Linked DNA regions of Homo sapiens: region 1 is linked to region 2. The links are chromatin loops, found by intact Hi-C in ENCODE. Cell type or tissue: endothelial cell of umbilical vein. All regions are shown on one strand. Each heading gives the region's core, and the rest is flanking DNA. Links, peaks and the distances in the headings are about the cores only. Region 1 overlaps TRAPPC12 (trafficking protein particle complex subunit 12). Region 2 has its middle 18 kb from the start of ADI1.

Region 1 (5,374 bases), core at 201-5,200, 110 kb before region 2:
ACACGTGCAGCGTTGACAAATGGCATGCCCCTCCGTGCCGTCAGCACACTGACGTTGTCACCATTACTAACGGCTGGCTGGCGCTGCTTCCAGCAAGGTGAGCAGCTGTGGCCAGTGGCTATGCGTTTGGGTCATGGATTCCACCATGCCTTGCATGTGTGTTTGGTCACATGTTCTGCCGTGTCTTGCAGAGCTGCAGAAACTGGAGGGCAGCAGTGGACCTGTGCGGACGTCTCCTCACAGCCCACGGCCAGGGCTACGGCAAGAGCGGGCTGCTCACCAGCCACACGACAGATTCACTGCAGGTGAGAACACCTTTCAGGTGCTGGAGTTTAACCTGGCTTATCACAGTCTGGGGACATGGACAGGACCATGGCCTTTCATGCCAATAACAAAAAGTATGTTTTCATATCCTGCTTCTTTCTCTCCTAATTATATTGTATATACTATACTGGGGCACTGGAATTCTCACTTCGGCCCGTCAGGATGCCTGTGCGCCCCAGAAGCACGCTCACAAGTGCCCACACTCAGTCTCATGGTGGAACCGGCATGGCTTTGGGTCAGCAGGTGGGTTCGCCTCACGACTGGCAGTAGCAACTGGCCTGTGCGGGGCTCTGGGGCGTGTCTGGGCCCGGTAGGAAACAGTGACAGGAGCAGTTGGTTCTGTCCACCCCAAGGACGGAGGGTCCATGTGCCATTTGCTCCTCGTGGTATATCACTTGCTCTGAAATTTAAAAAAAAAGAAAAAAGAAAAGGGAATGCACAAAATAGACTTGTGAACAAAAGGAAACTCATCTGAGAAGAAGGAACAGCTGCAAACGTTGATACATTCTTACCTTTCCCTGGGGAGTTTTTTAACTGTTCTTCTAGCTTACATGGGAATCCCCCGGGACTAAACAGATCACCAGATCCTTCAGAACTGTGATGAGCTTTTGAAAGGAGCAGCTCTGGGGAGCCCTGACAGCTTAGCTATTTCCAGCAGGCTCCTTCTCCTTCTTTCTCTTCCCCCAAGAGCCGACAAGAAGAGCCGCTCTAGCTTTAAATGTACTTTCCCCCATCACCTCTCCATCCATTGGTTTGCCAAATCTTAGGCTGTTTTCCTATCATTTCTCTCCAACCCACCACCACCCACAGTTCGAGCTCTCATTGCAGTGTTGCTTTGGCCTCTTTTATGAACTTAGTTCAAGTTTCTTTATTCACATTCATTCCATAAACTACCTCCAAAAAAGCACACTTTTGATCATCTCACTTTCCTGCTGGAAAACTGTGCCCGGCGCAGTGGCGCATTGACTGTAGTCCCAGCTACTGGGGAGACTGAGGCAGGAAGATCACTTGGGCCTGGGGCTTCTGGGCCGTAGTGCACTTTGTTGATCAGGTGTTGGCACTAGCTCAACACCAATATGGTGACCTCCCTAGAGCCAGGAACCACCAGGCTGCCTAAAGAGGGTGAACCACCCTCCTTTCCAACTAGGTCTGAAACGGAGCTAGTCAAGAGCTGGATAGTTTCCCATTGGCTACCATGTGAAATTTCATCTTCTCGTGTTGTATGCAAACCCTCAGACCATGACAGGCTATGTGTACACTATGGAATGGTTAAATCAAGCTAAATCGCATGCATTGCCTCGCATGCCTTTGTGTGTGTGTGTGTGTGTGTGTGTGTGTGTAATGAGAACACTGAAAATCTGTCTTAGCAATTTTTAGTATACATTGTAACTGTGTCACCACGTCTACAATAGATCTCTTGAGCTTATTCCTTGCGTCACTGGATTTTGTTTCCTTTGACTAACATCTCTCAAACCTCCCCTGCCCGGCCCTCCTCCCCACCCCCAGCCCCGGCACCCGCCATCTACTCTGCTTCTGTGAGTTCAGTGTTTTCAGATTCCATGTGTAAGTGAGGTCACACGGTGTTTGTCTTTCTGTGCCTGGCTTGTTTGTCTAACGTCATGTCCCCTAGGCTCATCCACAGCACAAACGACGGGATTTCCTCCATGAAAGCTGAGTGGTATTCCACTGTGCGTCATGCCACGTTCCTTTATCCGTTCATCCTTCAGCGGACACTTAGTGAAATTCATTCTTCTCATCAGTAAAGTCAGATCCAATTAGGTCATTTCTAAGGTACCCTTTTAATCCTAAGTCTCTGGCTCTGCAGCTGTCTAATGCAAATTCCCACCATTTTCCTGAATGTACCCCTGAGAGCACACTGTGCTCTCTCGTATGTTGTGTTTTGTCCACTCTGTACCTTTGTCCTTACGTTCCCTGAACCAGCAGACCCTTCCTTAGCCTGTGGCCCCTTGAAATTCTGCAGCCCTGAGAGCTGCCCTCAAACACAACCCATCCCTGCGCTTCCTCTCCTTCCTGCTCCCGTTCCCGCCGTCATTCCCCCGCCCTCCACTAGGTGGCGCATTCCTTTGGTGCCTTTTCATTTTCATGACACCTAGCACAGTGCTTTGCACACAGACCTGCTCAGTAAGCACTGTTTACTTATTGAGTAAACAATTATGTAAAATCATTCACATTGTTATTAAGCTCAATAGTAATTTCTTCTTAGAGACAGGGTCTCGCTATGTTGCCCAGGCTGGACTCAGACTCCTGGGCTCAAGCAATCTTCCCACCTCAGCCTCCTGAGTAGCTGGAACTGCAGGCATGAGGCATCATGCCCAGCTTCAAGAGTAATTTTTTAAATACGATTGTGTAAATATGCAAAGATAGAAAGTTAGGTTAGCCCTTATTTTAATATATGAGAAATTAACCTCTAACACCAACTCATAAGGAATAGCAAATTCTGAACTGGATATATGTAGATAACCTATTGTTTCCATTGTATTTTGTTTTTAGCTCTGGTTTGTCAGGCTGGCACTACTAGTGAAGTTGGGCCTTTTCCAGAATGCTGAGATGGAATTTGAACCCTTCGGAAATCTTGATCAGCCAGATCTTTATTACGAGTACTACCCGCACGTGTACCCTGGGCGCAGGGGTAAGGCCATGGTATTTAATATTTGTACATTTGTCTGTGTGTCGCTCTGGTTTGCTTTGATTTATACATAATTTCGTAGCCTCAGTTTTCCTTATTTATCCAGTCTTGAAAAATCAGATAAGTACCCAGCAACAAGCCTTGACTTACAGAATGCTCCCACTCCGATTTACCGAAACACTGACCTGGAGGTGCTCCCTGGTGCATCTGTTTGTACATTTAGCAGCTACGTGTCAAGCACCTGCTCTGTCAGGGCAGCATGATTTGGTGCAGGGGCCGGGTAGTAGACGTCTGAGCTGCGCTCCACAGGGAAGAGCCGTCCCATATCGGGACCTGGCGCACAGAGATGCAGAGCGGTGGAACCAAACGTGTCCGTGCATATGGCACACGCCGTGACATTTTCCGTTTGTCTCTATTCTGATTTAATTTATTTTAAAAATCTGGTTGTGGTTCACCCTTTGGGTCACGGTCACGACCATTGTTTGGAAAACACTAGGCTACAGCATAGGGTAGTTCTAGGAGAGTGACAAGAAACCACCAGTTGGGAAGGGAGAAGGGCGGGTTACGGAGAGCCTTCTGCAGCACTGGGAGCCTTGTGCAGTGTGCGTCTCTTGGTGGAGAACCTCATAAATATGTTTGAAGCCTCTCATGTGTTCTTAAATAGAAAACAGTCCTGGCAGGATGTCTTGTGAGGGCAGTGTAAGCAGCTATTGAAAGCCCACGCCCTGTTGTCAGGCATCCCCAGTTACATCCTGCTTCCCCCATTGAATCGCGTAGCCTTGGAGGAGTTATCTGACATCTCTGTGCCCCAGTGTCCTTATTGGTAAAACAGAGATGCCAATCCTCCTTGCTGCCTGGGTTGTCCTAAAGATCAAATGATGTCACGTGTAAGTTGCTTGGAATAATGGCTGCTATCTAGTACCAACTGTATTTGCTGGTTTTCTTACTCTCTTCCGAATGTATCAGTAACATGGGAAAGTCTCGCACTGCCGCATTTTGCAGGCTCGATTGTCAGCATTTGTTGGCTGCAGCAGTGGAGCTACAGAGAATGGTCCTAGTTGTCAGGAAATGCAGAGCCTGATTGGAGGTAGAAAATATTTAAAACCAGTGGTACAAGAGATGCAAAGGCCTGATTAATAATAAAATAATAATTCCTATAGAAGTCTCAGAAAATTTAAATAAACATTCTGTTGAACTTGGTTGATACTAGTAGGTAAATAGATGAACTAAAAAGGCTAGAAGTAAAAACAAATCTTTGAACTTCTTTGTGTGTTGTTTTTTTGGTTAAAACTCAGCTCTGTTTCTTTGGAGGGGCATAGGAACGAATGTAGACGCCGGCTTTCTTTATTCCCCATGCTCTCTCCTTTATCATCTTTACCTTCCTCCAAGTAGGACGGGTGGGAATTGGTCCATATTACTCTGAGTTATCCCAGAATTGATGGAGATTTTTATCATTTTTAGTATAAAGTGTTTTTTGACCTTTAGTCTCACTGGTATTAAAATTGTTTCTTCCTTCTGACTAAGGGAATTTGCCCCTTGTGGAAAAGAAAAAATGGGAAGGGTAACTTTTAATAACTAAAATAGGGCATAAATCAAAGAGATTGTCTTGATGGAGCTGGCTTGATTTCATGGAAGTGAACCAACCAAGCTAGGTAGCCACAGAGTCAAGAAGGACCAGCAACACCACTATCACTCTCGGACGTAGGACTCTGTGTCATCCAGGGACGTAGACGCCAGTCCTTAATGTGTGACACTTCCTGCCCACCCACTGGCCTGTCCAGTCCTGCTGGCCTTCCACATGACCAGGAGGAACAGACCAAAGCCAGGACCGCTTGAGGGTGCGTGTTCAGGAGCTCTGTCTGCCGTGGCCTGGCCAACAGGTGGAGGAAGTGGGGCCAGAGGAGTCTCGGGAACTTGCTGAAGGGCCCTCACTGGTGTTGCTGGCCAAGCAGGCCTTCTGTCCCCAGGAGTCTGGCTTTTGCAGCCATGGGTTGGATAAAGATGTCTTTACCTCTTCCCTGGGGTATTTCTTCTCCTGCACTCCAGCCTGGAAGCTGCTCGGTGGTCGTGAGCACTGTCCTCGAGGAGCAGGGCTTTATCCATCCTCTCTCCCCCGGAGCAAGTCTCGTCTACGTCCCTCCCAAAGTTCCGTCCAGTCCGCACGTAGGTGGTTCCCACATCCGCTCATGAGTTGGAGAGATACAGCCATGGCTGGTTGTTCAAGGGCTACTGTTCTACCTTGTAAATTAACTGGGCTCCCTGATTCTGTCGTGTCCCTTTCTTGTCTCCACTTCATCGCCAATTTGAGGGTCATCCTTTCCGTGTAAGACCGAATTTCCAGCCCAAAAAGAATGGGGAGCCTGTCACTTGGTAGGTTGTGAAGAAAAGATGGAAAGGTTAAAG
Region 2 (5,374 bases), core at 261-5,260:
GGCCCAACCGCCGGCTGAGCGCGGATCCTGTGGCAAGCGTGGGATCTGGGCCGGGGTGCAAGCCGAGCACAGCCCACTGGGCCGAATGTGCAGAGTATCACCAGCAGTGATCCTTGGGCCGAGTGAGGCCAGGCAGGGGCGCCAGCGGCCATGGAGGTCTCCGGCTGGTGAAGTGGCACAGAAAAAATCCTGTGCCACATCCACACAATGGAGCATTCTTCAGCCTTAGAAGGAAGGGAATTCTCACACCTGCTACCATGTGGAGGAACCTTGAGGACATTAGGGTCAGTGAAATAAGCCAGGCCCAAAAGGCCAAATCCTGCATGATTCCATTTATACGGGGTCCCTAGAGGAGTCACATTCATAGAGATGGAAAGCAGAACAGTGCTGCCAGGGGCTGGGGAGTCCGTGTCCAACACGAACAGAGCTTCAGTCTGGGAAGATGAGAAGTTCTGGAGATGGAGGGTGCTGATGGTTGTACAGCAGTGTGAGTGTACCTAATGCCACTGAACTGCACACTTAAAAACGGCTAAGATGGGCTGGCCGCAGTGGTTCACACCTGTAAGCCCAGCACTTGGGGACGGTGAGGCAGGCGGTTCACCTGAGATCAGGAGTTCGAGACCAGCCTGACCAACATGGCAAAACCCTGTCTCTACTAAAAATAAAAAAAAAAATTAAAAAGCCAGGCGTGGTGGTGTGTGCCTCTAGTCCCCAGCTACTTGGGAGGCTGAGGCAAGAGAATCACTTGAACCCAGGAGGCAGAGGCTGCAGTGAGCTGTGATTGCACCACTGCACTCCAGCCTGCGTGACAGAGTGAGACTATCCTGTCTAAAAAAAAAAAAAAAAAAGGTTAAGATGTTAACTTTATGTTATGTATATTTTACCATAATTTTAGAAATCAATTTTTTACAAAGAAAGTTCCATCTGAGTAAAGCCCAGGCAGTGGAACAGCAAAGCCCCTGAGGCAGGAGGTTCCCAGCACATTGAGGAACGGCAGTAAGAGCCGCATGGCTGGAGTTGGCAAGTGCAGGTGAGGTGTGGGGTGGGGACAGGGGGACACCTGTGGGTGTGGGGGAGGAATTTGCATTTTATTCTGAGAGGGACAAGGAAGTCACGGGAGGGTCCTGAGCACAGCAGCGACGTGATCTGACATGGTTTGAAAGTGCCATCCTGGCTGCTACCTGGAGAGGGAGGAGCTGGGGGAGAAGGTGCGAACCCACCAGGAGCTCTGCACTAGTACAGGCAGGGAAGGACGCAGCCTGCAGTGGAGGTTAGGGCTGATCAGACTAGAGATGTGTTGAAAATGGAACCAAAAGCCTGTGCTGGCAAACTGAACAGGGTAGGACACACAGCGGGGTCCAGGCGTGAGCACTGTCGGTCCCGGCCACGAGAGAGCCAGCACCAGGTCCTGTACTGACCACAGACACGTCACTGCCCCAAGACAGGGCGGTCGTGTGCTGCTCAGATGGTTAAAACAGAAAAAGAACATTGCCAGCAGAGGGAGGGCCCAGAGACTAGAGCAGGATCTCTCTGCCTCTTACTTTACACATTAGAGAAAGGAAAGGACTTGTGGAAAAATACTAATTTCATTGCACTCACAGAGTAGAGAATTTTAAAAGAATGACGTGTGTGGCTTTATCTGGTGAGTCACATGTCATACAGGGAAGAACGGTCGGCCTAGAGTCAGAGGAGCTGACTCGGCTGCAGTTTCCTCCCTGTAAAATAAAACAAATGGGCCTTGACAAAGACCTTCCCGGACCAAGCTTGCGTCCACCGCTCCGAGTCCCCTCCCCTCTGGGACCAAGCTTGAGTCCACCCCTCCGAGTCCCCTCGTGGACCAGGCTCTGACCTTGGGCTCTGTCCTGGGCTGGCTCCGTTTGAGCAAATCCTGCTGAGCCTGCTTGGGGAAACCCACCCTGACTCCTGACGTTTCCACTTAGGAATTTCTGTCCACAGGCCCCACCCCTGCTCCGGGGCTGTCAGCTCCCACCCATCCCTGTACTCGGATTTGAGCCCCATCTCTCTCCTTTTCTGCAAAACCTCACTGGAGTGGGCCCTTGAATAATGCCTCTTCACACCCTTAACAAGAATTTCCTTTTTTTCTTTACCAAGCATCCCAACCTACCATTTCAGCCTGCTCAGGCTGCTGGGACAAAATACCACAGGCTCGGGGGCTTGAAACAACAGAAATCTATTTTCTCCCAGTTCTGGAGGCTGCAAGTCTCAGGTCAAGGTTCCCGCTGGTTCCGTTTCTGCAGAGGCTCCTTCCTGGCTCGCAGAGGCTGGTGCGTGGTCTGTCCCGGGAGAGTGCCCCTGCAGGCAGGAGGGAGCACGAGCACTCTGGGGTCTCTCCTTATAGGGACACCCATCCCATCGGGTCAGGGCCTCCCCACCCTTATAACCTTAACCCCAGTACCTCCTTAGAGGCCCCTCTCCAAATGGCCACGCCAGGGATTAGGGGTTTGACATGAATTTTGGGGGATCCATTCAGTTCCTAAATGTGATCCCCATCAATTTTCTTCTGGGTTTCAAAATGTTAGGTTAAAGCATGTTGTCTACCTAAAAGGAGCACACTACATATTATACGAATCTCAGATACACACACTGTGCCATGTCACAGAGTTTCACAGAGCAGATGGGAGCTGCAAAGACTGGGGTGGGATCTGAACACCTCAGCTAAGCATGTGTCCACCTGGCCACTGGGGTTTCTGCTGGTCAGAGTCCCACAGCACCGATGCCCTTTACCTGCCCTCTTTGAAGGCAGACCTTTCGAATATTTTTTATCAAATATTTATTAACAGGTATTACAACATGATTCAAAGATCAAGGTAACATATAAAAAGGCTAGGCACAGTGGCTCATGGCTCTAACCCCAGCGTGTTGGGAGGCCGAGGCTGGAGAATTGCTTGAGCCCAGAAGTTGAAGACCCGCCTGGACAACGTAGTGAGACCCCAGCTCTAACAAAAATAAAAATTAGCTGGGAATGGTGGCACACACTTGTAGTCCCAGCTACTCAGGAGGCTGAGGCTGGAGTATCACTTGAGCTCAGGAGGTGGAGGCTGCAGTAAGCTTTGACAGCGCCACTGTACTCCAGCCTAGGTGACAGAGCAAGACCGTGTCTCAAAAGAAAAAAAAAAAGATGAAAGAAAATCTTTTTGGCTGGGCACGGTGGCTCATGCCTGTAATCCCAGCACTTTGGCAGGCCAAGGCAGGCAGATCACCTGAGGTCAGGAGTTCGCGACCAGCTTGATCAACATGGAGAAACCCCATCTCTACTAAAAATACAAAATTAGCTGGGCATGGTGGTGCATGCCTGTAATCCCAGCTACTCGGGAGGCTGAGGCAGGAGAATTGCTTGAACCCAGGAGGCGGAGGTTGCGGTCAGTTGAGATCGCACCATTGCACTCCAGCCTGGCCAACAAGAGCGAAACTGTCTTAAAACAATTTTTTTTTTTAAGATAGCATACAGGCTGGGCACAGTGGCTCACACCTGTAATCCCAGCACTTTGGGAGGCCGAGGCGGGTGGATCACATGAGGTCGGGAGTCGGAGACCAGCCTGGCCAACATGGTGAAACCCTGCCTCTACTAAAAATACAAAAAAAGTAGCCGGGCGTGGTGTTGGGCACCTTGTAGTCCCAGCTACTCCGGAGGCTGAGGCAAGAGAATTGTTTGAACCCAGGACGCAGAGGTTGCAGTGAGCCGAGATGGCACCACTGCACTCCAGCCTGAGCAACAAGAGCAAAACTCCATCTCAAAAAAATATATATAATATATATATATAAAAGATAAAAAGATAGCATACAAAGACGCACACCCCAGCAAGTCTCATTACCGCCCTGTTCCCACCCACAGCATCCTCTCCCCATTCCCAGTGTAATAGAGTAATACTTCACTGTTTGTGAATTTTTATTTATCCTCTTTGACACAAAAGGCAGCCTGCTGTAACATGAATCAGGTACTTTCCTTTTTCCACTTAACAGTGCCCAGAGCACCTTCTGGTCTGTGGGTACTTATGGGGTCTGTCACTCTAACGCTGTTTATTCCACGGCCGCTTCAGGTCCCAGTATAGTTTCCAGTTCTCTGATATTAAAAACCTGGTCATCTTTTATTTTTATGTGTGCAAGGTGTATCTACAGCATACAATCTGCAGAGTGGGGACTGGTGGATTAAACATCAAAGCATTTGTAATTCTGAGAGTGGGCCACGCCTCTGTCTGGTGTTGAGTGGTGCCCATCCGCACTCAGCACCAACACAGGTGAGCACACGTTTCCAGGCAGCCTCAGCAACATATGCACTGTTGCTAATATCATACAGAGAAATGATGTCTTGGTGTTTTAATCTGCATTCTCTCGTGAGTAAAGCCGAGCATCTTTTCATTCCTAAAGGGCCATGAGTATTTCTTTTTCTGTAAACAATTTGGCCAATCCATTCTTCTGAGTTGTTAGTTTTTTTTCAATTTCTAGTTCTTATATATTAGGGAAATTAGTCCTTTGTGATATGAGTTGCAACTTCTTTTCCTAGTTTGTTTTTGCTTATGGCTCTTCAAAACCTTTTTATTTATACGTAGTCTTCTTTCATGATTGCTGGATGTTAAATCCTAGGTTAAAGACCCTTGTTTACTGTTGAGGTACTGCTTTTAATATACACGAATCTGTGCATATTTAGGTTTAGAGAACAGCTCTGTCAGCTGCGGGCAGAGACAGCGGTCCACTTGCCCTGTTTCCCACTTCATTCATATTTGTCTTTGTCCAAAACCCTACCACCATATACTGGCGGCTTCCCGTATCACCAAAGAATCTTAATTTGGGGGCGTATTTTGATGAAAGTTGTTCTTTGACAAATACTTATGTCAACACAATATCAGAGTCACCTTGTGCCAATTCCTGTCTCTCAATGGGCAATTAAGAACCAAAGCTGCTTGAACGAGCTGGCCAGCATAGTCAACGCCTTCTGTGTGCCAGGAGACACAATGCAGGCAGATGCAGCCGGCCCTCCCCATGTTACCCCTGAGTGTTTACGAACTGAGGAACCACGACCACCACGATCATTGCTACGTGTTTTGTTCTGATGACATCCTGAGTTCTGAATGTCAGCTCATCACGTTATTAAAAAAGGGGCTTTAGTTGAGTGACCTATTCCTTCTTGCTCCAGAACTACTAGAATATTAGAATTAGGAAAAAGACCAGAAATCTACCCCGAGGCCCTCCTTTTCAGCCACAGCATCTGTGGCCCAGACTTGCTCAACTTGAAATGAACATCACCTGAAATCAGGAGTGCAGCTTTCATTGGTTCCTATTTACAGTTACCCAAGCTGTCCACCAGCCAGGAGGGCTTTTTCTTTCTCGTTTTGTTTGACCTCCGGCTTCGTGCACT

Evidence for each region. A loop is a pair of places that touch in the nucleus more often than their neighbours do. Peaks named below come from ENCODE experiments on the same cell type or tissue, not always from the same donor. Only the 100,000 strongest peaks of a DNase experiment are listed, where the experiment ranks them.
Region 1: a loop joins it to region 2, with 6 times the contacts of the local background. A loop is called at or near these places in 3 of 110 quality-filtered maps.

The regions. Positions count from the first base shown.
Region 1 is chr2:3,421,690-3,427,063 of GRCh38, forward strand. TRAPPC12 (trafficking protein particle complex subunit 12) reads left to right here. Exons shown (of 12, transcript NM_016030.6): 4 at 192-305; 5 at 2,836-2,974. Among named protein-coding and RNA genes, the nearest start is that of TRAPPC12, 45 kb to the left of the region's middle. In endothelial cell of umbilical vein, for the core only: a CTCF peak has its summit at 2,386 (motif pointing right); a DNase peak (open chromatin) is centred at 2,412.
Region 2 is chr2:3,534,599-3,539,972 of GRCh38, forward strand. It overlaps a transcript of RNASEH1 not described here. Among named protein-coding and RNA genes, the nearest start is that of ADI1, 18 kb to the left of the region's middle. RefSeq lists enhancers at 1,294-2,493, 1,401-1,695. In endothelial cell of umbilical vein, for the core only: CTCF peaks have their summits at 1,470 (motif pointing right), 2,316 and 2,519; DNase peaks (open chromatin) are centred at 1,593 and 2,183; H3K4me3 peaks cover 967 bases; H3K27ac peaks cover 1,832 bases.